Regions from separate parts of the Mus musculus genome. Here region 2 is linked to region 1. Evidence: chromatin loops called from intact Hi-C (ENCODE). Cell type or tissue: left cerebral cortex. All regions are shown on one strand. Each heading gives the region's core, and the rest is flanking DNA. Links, peaks and the distances in the headings are about the cores only.

Region 1 (5,382 bases), core at 273-5,272:
ATACAACACATGCACAGCAATAATAGATACATACATACTTAGTGTCCAATGCTCACAGACAAAGCCCTGTAGGAAGTGAGAACACAGAGTTTGTCCCACTCAGTATGGCCCAGGGCAAACAGTAGGTGCTCAATAAATGGCTATTGAGCCAGGCATGGTGGCGCACACCTTTAATCCTAGCACTCAGGAGGCAGAGGCAGGCAGATTTCTGAGTTCAAGGCCAGCCTGGTCTACAGAGTGAGTTCTAGGACAGCCAGGGCTATACAGAGAAACCCTGTCTCAATAAATAAATAAATAAATAAATAAATAAATAAATAAATAAATAAATAAATAAAATGGCTATTGATAAAGGGAGGGAAACATGGGTCCCCAGCCCCTCCCATCAAACCCTCTCAGGTCTCCCAGCTTCGGCCCCCAGCCAGGCTGGTGGTTACAGTTGCTCCCAAGGAGCTCAACTTAAAAGACCCAGAGAATGGAGCTAGATCCAGTACATTCGGATCCAGTACACCCAGCAGGACCAAGACCAGGCTCCCAGCAAATGGGATTAGGCCGCTCCCCTAATCATGAGAATTTTGTCAGCTGGACAGCAAAGGCCAGAAACCTGGAATGACCATGGGGAGCAAGGACCCCTCTTCAGCCCTGGCCTGAGCCACCTTCCTTGCCAGGGTCCTGCCCCTCCCTGCGCCACCAGCCCAGGCCAGATCTCACCCCGCTTGGATTTACTCTTTCTTTGTCATCTATAGCAAGACAAGAGTGACCAGGTCAACTACAATTGTGTACGTCACCCTCCCACGGCCACACTCTCAGAGCTTTAGGTCAGGGCCATGGGTCCTCCATCTTCCCGCATCTGGGTCTGAATTTCCCGGATGTAGCTGCAGATACAGCGGCCCCAAGCTGTGATGACAGCCACTCCACGGAGGGTCCAGTCCTCCCAGGACTTGGTGCTGCCTGTGGGGTGGCAATGGGGTTCCTGGGGACAGGACTAAATGCTGAATAGGCCCTGAAAATGGGGAGGACCTTGAAATGTCAGCTCACACAAGCTGGCCCTTTCTAAGTACTAGACCCAGCAAAGGATTGGGACCCCCACTCTCTCTGTCCTGAGCCTCAAAATATGTGATATTCAGGGGCCTCCTTCAAAGTCAAGAAACTGAGGCTGGAGGGATGACTCAGTGGTTAAGAGCACTGACTGCTCTTCCAGGGGGTCCTGAGTTCAATTCCCAAGCAACCACATGGTGGCTCACAACCATCTGTAATGGGATCAGAAACCCACTTCTTCCCAGTACACTCTTCTGCTGTGTCTGAAGACAGCTTCAGTGTCTTTTTTTAAAAGAAGGGAAAAAAAAAAAGTCAAGAAACCCGGTACAGAATCTGGTCTGTGCCCCTACCCACTCTGCCTCAGGCAGGGTCAGGGGTCCCAGAATAACCTTGCTCAGCCAGTGTAGGACAAGCCGCTGCTGGGAGCTGAGGCCCAGCTGGGTTCCAGCGAGTCCTGGGTGGGTTCTGAGCATGGGGTCTGGATTTAAAAGCTGCTTAGGTGTGGAAAGAGACTAGGGGCACCATGGACAAACTGAGAAACAGGTATGGGAGAGTGCTTGGGCAGAAGGAGGGGACACAGGCACCTCATGTCACCAGTGGCTCCAGCTTTGGTGGCCAGAGGATCTGCCATCACAAGCCTCCTGCACCCAGCCCCTGCCTGCTCTTAATCTTGCCCCAGTGCCTAAGTGGGCGACCCTTGCTCTTGGGGACTGCACCCTCTGTATGACTTGGCTTAATTATCCTAGTGAGCCCCCACCTGGAGGCTCCCACTGGTCCCCTTAGCAGATGAGGTCTGTGGACTTTAGAGCCCTTGAACTGGGGTGACCTCATAGGCCCTCTTGGGCTTGTGACAGTCACTTCTAACCTCGCTCCCCCTCCCCACCTCTCTCTCTCTCTCTCTCTCTCTCTCTCTCTCTCTCTCTCTCTCACACACACACACACACACACACACACACACACACACACACACACACATATACACATGGACACATTACTCGCAGGGGCTGAGACCTTTGCCCTTACAGACAACAGCAGGGCGGGGCACAGGGGGGAGGCAGTGAAGCCACAGCCTGCAGCTCGGCGCGGGAACAAAGGAAGCACGGGGCGGTGGCCCTGCGTCCCACGCACGTCCCCAGCACCCACGCTCACGCGTGTGGGACATATGCACCCAGGGTACCGGGGCTCGCCACGCGGGTGGGGACCCCGACTCCGGCACACCGCCCCAACGCTAGTGTGGTCCGCCTTTAACACCAAGGCCCTGGAGTGGCAGTTGCAGGGAAAAGGAGTCAGCTCCAGGGTTCTCCCCTACATCCAGTGCCCGCCTGGGGCTGGCTCTGGCAGACCTGAACGCAACCCTTAGTGCCCCAAACTGACTCGCGGTGTTGGCGGACTCAGATGACAGGGATGGCCATGCGGGCGAGGAACAGCCAGGACCGAACCGCGAGGGAGGCACAATTGCAGCCCTGTGGCGCCACCTACGGCCCAGACTAACTCGCAAGCTTTCTGCCAGGCCGGCTCGATACAACTTCTGACATGTGGATTCCAGGTACCACCACCCAGGTTCTGTCTTCCTCTTCCAACTCCTACCAAACCCTCCTCTTCCTGCAACTGTACCCCACATTTAGCCCCACCCCAGAATTTCTCAAAAAGCATATCAGAAAAAGCTCCAGAAACATCAGTCCCGGGGGGGGGGGGGGGGGGGCTTTGTTCTGACAGGGTTCAGTTTCCTCGTGTTCTCCCATCTGTCTGTCCCTGCTGCACCCAGAAGTAACATGGCTCCCAAGGGTGAACACTCTTGGTCAGGAGGCATGGGAGGGCAGAACTGGACAGCCCTGAATTGAGCAGCACCTGAGCTAGGCCAGGCCTCTCAGTCCTCATGACCCATGACCCATGCTGAGTACCTGAAGACCAGTCTACACTGGGCTCTGAGGAGACCATGTGACATGACACCCGTACTCCCGCCATGACAAGTAAGCTCTGGCTGCAACTCCGCCCCCAAAAGAGGGTCATTCTCATGGTTTAGAGCCTCCAAGTGGTAGCCCAGAGTCTAGGCTACACATAAGTCTACACACTAGAGTCTAGGCCCAAGGGATCCTCACCACGGGAAATAAGCATTAGCTCGTGGAGTATGGTAAGGGGCACAGCAATACAGCAAGGGGCAAACCCAGAGCTCGATGTTACGACCTTGGTTCAACCAGGACTTTGGGGAGTTCAGAGGAGAGATCACTGCTGAAAGGCTTCCCTGGAATTCACGGAGAGATGATAGCAGTAGGCTTTGAATTTAGGAGTTTGCCCAAGGGAAAAATCTCACCAGAAAGTGTGGGCTTGTGGGAAACAGGAGCTTAGCCAATGTCATGTGCAACTTGAGAGTGAAGAGTGTAGATCTGAGCACTAGGCAGGCCATGGTTCAAGTCCAGGCCCTGCTGTGTCACCTCCAAAAGACCTAAGCATGTCAAATGAGAGTGACCCTACTTGGTTAGCACACTGTAGAGCTAACTAACCACTCCTGAGGAAAATAGGGGAGCAAATGTGACGGTGACATTCTGGGGTGGTCATGAGAGGTCACCCTGAATGTCACTCTGAGGACTATAAGGCTGGGGAAGGCTCCCCTGCTCCAAGGCCTCTCACTGGGGCCAGGCTTTAGGCCTTACCTTCTCTGGCCAACCTCGGCCAGGGTTATGACCCCCACCCCTAATCCGAGGCCCTGCTTCCACACTAGGTTGACATGGAAGAGCCGCCACCCTTCCCCCACGCTGCACAATCCCCCCCCCCCCACACACACACACTGTGCAGTCCCTGCCACAGAGAAAGGACGGTGGCACTACCATAATTTCTATTTCCTTCTAAATAGAAGCTCCCAGATCTGCTCCCACAGAACCAATTAAAGCACCTGCCGGGACCCAGCTTTGTCAGCAAATTACTTCCAGGCTCCATGGCTCAGGAATAAATCTCAGGCCGATGAAGGGGCCGGGATGAGGCGACGAACTGGAGGCCCCGGAGCAGGGAGGAGGTACATTCTCTCTAGTCCAGGCACCCCAACAGCACACGTCCAGCCTGGGTCACTCCCCCCACTGCTGCCGGAACAATCATTCCCTACGCGTGGGACACCTGTGCCCAGTAGACCAGGATGAAAATGACCCCACCTCCCGGACGTGGCCTGGGAGTCTCCATTTCCTTGTCCCAAAAGACCAGGATCACCTGTGCCCTTGGCTCTACTCTACCAAGCAACAGGGAGCAGTTGCCTCCTAACCTTGTGGCAGGATCCAGGACAAGTCCTCCCTGCTCTGGACTTCCCTTGGTGCTCCTACCCACGTCCCGGGTTCCAGCTGAGCTTACTGTCCCTACATCAGCTTCATGGGATCTCATCACACACATGTGACCCTTCTCCTGGGACAGAGCTAATGAAGGCCTGGAGTGGGTAGGATCTTAGCCCAGTGCAGTTCCAAAGGTCACAACCAGGCAAGGGGAGGAAAGGGCCAGAGAAGGGTTGGGTGGGAGGGCAAATGACTCTAACCCCAGGGTTACGGGGAATTGTGGGAGCCTGGCTTCCTGCATAAACAGCTCACCAGAGATCAGTTGTCCTGAAGACAGAAAGACTCTGGATACTGTGTCATCTCTGTGCGGATTATGAAAATATCTTAACACCCATTTTGTAGAAACTCATGTTTAGAAAATGTACAGTGCCTATGACCAAAACAGAACTCCTAGGATTGTGTAGTGCACAACTTCCCAGGAGGGATTGAGCCAGCAGGAGTGGGGGGCAGATGGGGGGTGGTTGAGGGGAGCGAGGAAGGGCGGGGTGCTCCCCACCCCCAAATACTGTAGTGAGGGAACTTCCAAAAGGACGAAGAGGTCTCCCTCAGTTTGGACCATGTCAGAGGGGCTGGCAGCATGGCAGCCACTTTATCCTGTGAGTCCTTGCCCAATGCTATAGCAGGGTGCGCTAGGAAAAACTGAGGCAACCAGTGATATGATAGAGAGACCAGGTGACATTTCAAGGTCCTAATTCCTGCTGGGTGGAACTGTGGTGGCTGCTTGCCTGTCTCTTGGGCAGGGCTTGGGGAGGGACCATAGCACACGGAATCCCTGCTTGGAAGGCCAAGCCCAGAGAAAGCCAGGCACTCACCCACCACCCTATGCTCTGCACTGCGGTGGCTCTCAGGCCCAGTGACCATTAACAGAGGAGTGATGACACCCCTAAGGGCATCCACTCTTATCTGGTTCTCTTTGCCTTTCCTGCTCCATTGCCTGGGACTTTGTCACCGCTGAGCCCCCTCAGCTGGTGTCTCCTCCTTGGCATTGTATTCCCGGCCACAACTGAGCCTCAGTCTCAGAGGTTAAGTAACC
Region 2 (5,382 bases), core at 260-5,259, 390 kb before region 1:
AAATGAGGTGGTTAAAATAGTAACAGGTACTGTCAGGAACTATTTTTATGTAGGACATCATTCCCTGTAAAAAGGAAAGCACAAATGTATGTCCCTTTGCTCCTCACTAATCCACAGATGGCTATTAATTATTACTGCTTTTCCTTTCTAAGATAAGCTTGTTAACAAGAACTACAGGATAGCTTATAGCCACTATCCAATGGGTGGGTTGCATCATTGTTTATGATGTTTACAGGAAAAAAAGAAATCAGTACAAAGAAATAGTGTGGAGTAATTAATATATTGTAGTGCAGTAATTTCTACTTTCTACCTCCATTTAAATAAAATAATGCTCAGCAATGCCAGCGTAAATCAGAGAGAGCCACAGGGGAGCACAGCGAGGCAAAGACATTAAAGCCGAACCAAAGCCCTTCTTCACCCAAGCTACTACTATTATTACTCGTGCAAAGCAAATATTCAGCCTCCAACCCTAAATCATTTCAATTCCTATTTCCAAGTATAATTTAATCTTTTTCAGCGACACTTGATGCTTACTTCATCACAGCATAATGACAGATTAAAAAGTTGTTGAATTAAATATTAAAGAGGACTTCAGGCAGTTCTGCATTTTTAAGGAATAACACAGATTGGGGATGAAATGAGAAGCCCAAATGCATATTTTATACCAAAAGGAAAGAATACATATATTTTTCCTTCAGGCCACCTACTTTGTAATAAAACACAGGGTAGGTTTTTATTTAGTGGATAGAAATGTAAAATAGTATAAGCTTCATATCACTGTAAACTGGCACCATACAGTGATGTCAAGGCTAATGATACAACAGGAAAATATGATCCTTTTATATCTTATAAAAATATTTACAACTTATTACTTGCATTAAGATTTTCTTAATTTTTAGATGTTTATCTCATATACTCTCACAGATGACAGCATTAAAAAGAAAACCATTATGTAAACACATTTATGTTTGGAACTGTTCTGAGTAGATATGGGGAAAGTTGAGCTGTAATTGTAAATCAAGTTCTTATGAAAATGCTGATTGGAGTAAGAGGCCTCATAGTGGGGGCTCCCATTAGACCAGGGTCAAATCAAACATGAGATGTAGGTAACAGTAGTGTCTTCATTCTTAAATGGAATAGAAGTAGTTTTACACATACAAATATGCACACATGTATACACACACACACACACACACATATATCAAGAATAACTAAAGAAGTTATGAGTTTGTCAGGTGTAAGAGGAACACGGGAAGAGTTGGAGAAGAGGTAAAAATAATGTAAATAAAGAACTCATTTATGAAATTTTCAAAAACTTAAAAAAGCAAAAAGAAAATTCTGGGAGTTTATACTTAATATGCATGTGTGCATATTAAAAACTAAAATTCTAAAGGCCCAATGATCACTAAATTTGTATGTTTTTCATTTTATTTTACGAAAGAGCCCCACTCCAAGATTTAAAAGAAAATAAACTTTTAAATTCTTGTTGCAAAATTAAAGCAATTCAATGGAAAAACAATGGGCTCCATGAATATTTTATTCTATTTGTGTAACAACAAACTGCAATTTTTCTGCATACATGAGTGTAATAATCTGTACATTGGCCTATTATATAAACTACTGACAGTAGCATGTCATTCTTCCTCTAGTTGGACATTTTACTTACAGGGTTCTAATGCTGCCTGTTTGACTGGACCACTTTGTAGTAACAGGGGGTGGAGGTCTGCAATCTTTAGTGATTCAACCTTCACTTTAGAAAGTTATACTTTTATATATTTCTATCGGACTAAAGATTATCTATTTATAATTGTGTGTTTTAATGGTTAGCAGCGACATTAAAAATATGTACCACATAACAGAATGGTCAATGTTGTCCTGGTGGGTGAAAAAGCAAATGGTATGTGTTTTCAAAAACAGCTTATTTGTGGAATAGGAACACAGTATGACAGAAAAGAAGTAAACACTTTCAAGTAATACATGCTATTTCATAAGTAGAAACAAAAGACAAAGGTGCAAAGCTCGTTTCCTAGGAATTATGACTTTGGCTGTGATGGAGGTAAATGTCATCTCTTCTGGCAACTACACACAGCCTTGAAAGGATGGCCTAATTCCTTTTGGAAAAATTTTCACTGTGTTTCCTCCTGGCCAAATGTTCCAGGTTTTACTCACAGAATGCTGCACACACAATCATTTATTTTAAAGAAAAGCACCAACTGTACCAGGGAATTGTTTAGGAATCCAAAAGGGAGCAGGGCTTCTAGTATTTCTTTTATTAATCTTTACAAATCTCAGTATGGTGTTGTTTTACTGGCAGGAGACTTGGCTAGTCAGTCCTCCCAAGCAGACTAATTCTGACCCCCATAATTAGATATATAAGGTAAGGTACACACTGTAGAAATCCTGCAGTTATCTTCTCTGATACTCTACAAAAAGAATAGAGAAAACAGACACAACCTTCCTGGCAGCGCCATTTCCTGAGTGGAGCTAAGGCACTGGCAGGGAAACTCTAACAAGGGCATTTTCCTGTGGTTTCCATATAGAAATCCTTTTTTTTAAAACAGGATTTTCTTTTCTGTAGCATTTTCCAACCAATAATAATGAAGTAATAATCCCCCATCATCTAGGACATAGGTTCTCAACCAATGTTTGTACAGCTCAATTCCCTGTGCTTCCCTATGTAAGTCAGTTCCATTGAAAGACACCATCATTAAGTTAGGATACCTCCACACCAATTACAGAAGAGAAACCTAGCAGATGATGCTTCAGATTCATGGCGAAGGGTTTTGTTTTTGTCTTATCATTACCCCCCCCCCCCCAACCACCATTTTCCCAAGATGTCCATGTTTTGCAGCTGGCTTGGCATTTTCTCCTGTGTCCGTTAAAATGTGCACATGGAGCCTTTCCGCTGTCCTCCTCTGAGATTCTCCTGTAGGCGGCAGCTCAGAGAGCTGAAATCCTGGAAAGACTCCTTCCCCTACCACAGCAGCAAAGCAAGTTTCAGGGCTTGGGTTTGAGGACTCACTGAGCAGCGGTTAGAGCGGGAGTCTCAGCGCCCATTGTTCTCTGCGGCCACAGCCCTCCCGCCTAGCCTGACAGCGCTCCCGCCCTGACTGCATAATTAATGCAAATGGAGCAGCCTCCCGGTCTGCAGCTCTTAGGGTTTACTTTTGTGCAACACTTACGCAGGAATATTAACTAGAGAAAGCAGCATCACAACAGGGGTGGAAAATCAGCCTGTCAGTGACTCATTCCAAATGCCACAGAGAGCTGAACGGCTTCGAGATTGTTTCATCAAGGTGATTGAGAACAAAAACTACCGCGGAAAGAAAATTCGAGCCGAAACCAAGCTCCCACGCAGGCAGTATTTTTGGCTCTAGCGACATTCCATAGGAGAAAGATTGCTGCCACGCCTTTATGCAAACTTGTGGTGTGCAGCCCCCCCCCCCCCCAGAATGGCGTTCCTCAGCCAGGAGATAGGACCCCACTCTGCACCGGTCAGTGGTACCCCAGAATCACCGGGGGCGGGAGATCCACATTTAACAGAATCCAAGGCTTATGTCCCAGGAGATGCCTGAAGGGCTCTGCCATAAGGTGCCACGCTGCTGTACCGTTGTGACAGATCACACTAAATTAAGGACAGCTGACTGTGTGGAAGCATAGAGGTTTTTTCTCTACACCGTGCTATGGGTAAAAGTAATTAAACTCCATATTTAAGCTTGCAATCATATTATAACAACAAAAAAGTATGCATCTTTTGAAGTAATCCTAACAGCGTTTTCAGAATATTCTATATAAGATGTGTTCTTAGAGAGCCGAGAAAGTGACGCCCACTGCATGGCTATGAGCACCCGTCTTCTCACACTTGCCAAACTGGCATAATGGCTTACTATGTCAAGTATTTAAAGAATCAGGATTTTGTATTTCAAATACATGCATTTACTTAATTTCATTTAGACTTAAATGGGATTATAAATTTGTGAACAAATTCTGATCAATTACATTAAGGCTATGTTTTAATAATGACAATCAAATCTTAAACTTTACAAAGGTTTTACACATTTTAAGAAATTACTTTTCTACTTTCAAGTGGAAAAAAAAAAGAAAGCATGGTTGAAAATTTTAACTCATTTTTTTAGGTGTAAAATAGGAGAATAGAATAGGAGAGGGGTGCATATCAAATCCACACCTCCCCTAAATGCCATCAAATACGTGTCTGTTTCAGGAAGAGCTTGTGAGCCACTTCTGGTCTCACATAACAGAGTGACTTAATCCTGAACATTTTCTAGAAAATTTTCCACAAAGGGGTCAATTGTATGCCACAAAGTAACCACTCATGGATTTGTCTACTAAATGGCCGAGAACTAAACCCATCTGAGTATCTTCACTGCTTAATTAAATATGTGCACAATAACTGAAAATCATCTCTTTATCCATTCAATACACTATGGGGCAGAAGAGATCAAAATAGACACGCTGATCAAAAGGTTTTCTTTAGACAGGAAGCAGCCGTCAGACCGTTGTTACAAATTAAAGGTATTATATTCAATCATTTTTAATCTCTTAAAAATGAATAACCCTTCTCTGCACGTTAAATCATTTTTCTCCAGAGGTAGTGTTTCTTTTATGTCTAAGTGCACACATTACTTCATCATGCTCCAGGTCTACTAGCCGTGGTGGCCATTTATCCATCGCTCACCTAAGTCAACGTGCTCACCAGCTTTGGCCTCCTATTTCACCAAAAGCTTCTATGTATAAAAAATGAGAATCCATACTCATTATGGATGATAACCTCCTGAATTTCACCCTAAACATTAATGTTCTTACTTGCATTCTGTAGTTAATAACTTCTATATTAACAAATGCTGCTTTATGATCAGTTACTATGTATGTAAGTACAAGGTAAGAAAAACTTAAACCTTATTTTCAAAAATAAGCAAATTTACCCTCTGATTTTTTTATTGATTGATTGTATTTATTTCTTTGTTTGTTGTTTATTTGGTTTTTCAATACAGGGTTTCTCTGTGTAGCCGCCCTGGTTGTCCTGGAACTCACTTTGTAGACCAGGCTGGCCTCGAACTCAAAAATCTGCCTGCCTCTGCCTCCCAAGTGCTGGGATTAAAGGCGTGCGCCACCACTGCCCGGCTACCCTCTGATTTTTAAACATTTTACCATTAAGAATTTATAATCTAGCTGGTAAGGCTGTACACATTTAATCACAAAACTTTGGAGGCAAAGGAAAGCAGATCTCTTTGAGTTCAAGGCCAGCCTGATCTACATAGTGAGTTCTAAAACAGCCAGAGCTACACAGTGAGACCCTGCCTCAACAAAACAACAGAACAAGAAAAAGTTAAAATTCTATCTATGAAATATTAATTTTTGATA

What was found. A loop is a pair of places that touch in the nucleus more often than their neighbours do. Peaks named below come from ENCODE experiments on the same cell type or tissue, not always from the same donor. Only the 100,000 strongest peaks of a DNase experiment are listed, where the experiment ranks them.
Region 2: it touches region 1 in a loop (2.1-fold over the local background); 2 of 42 quality-filtered maps call a loop at or near these places.

Annotation. Positions count from the first base shown.
Region 1 is chr2:34,636,984-34,642,365 of GRCm38, forward strand. Gm34372 (a long non-coding RNA gene) reads left to right here and starts at 2,084. Exons shown (of 3, transcript XR_003954033.1): 1 at 2,084-2,581. In left cerebral cortex, for the core only: a CTCF peak has its summit at 2,509 (motif pointing left); a DNase peak (open chromatin) is centred at 2,499; H3K4me3 peaks cover 447 bases.
Region 2 is chr2:34,246,649-34,252,030 of GRCm38, forward strand. The region is part of intron 2 of Pbx3 (pre B cell leukemia homeobox 3); the gene reads right to left. Among named protein-coding and RNA genes, the nearest start is that of Pbx3, 120 kb to the right of the region's middle. In left cerebral cortex, for the core only: a CTCF peak has its summit at 2,939; DNase peaks (open chromatin) are centred at 3,118, 3,567 and 3,791; H3K4me3 peaks cover 1,278 bases; H3K27ac peaks cover 580 bases.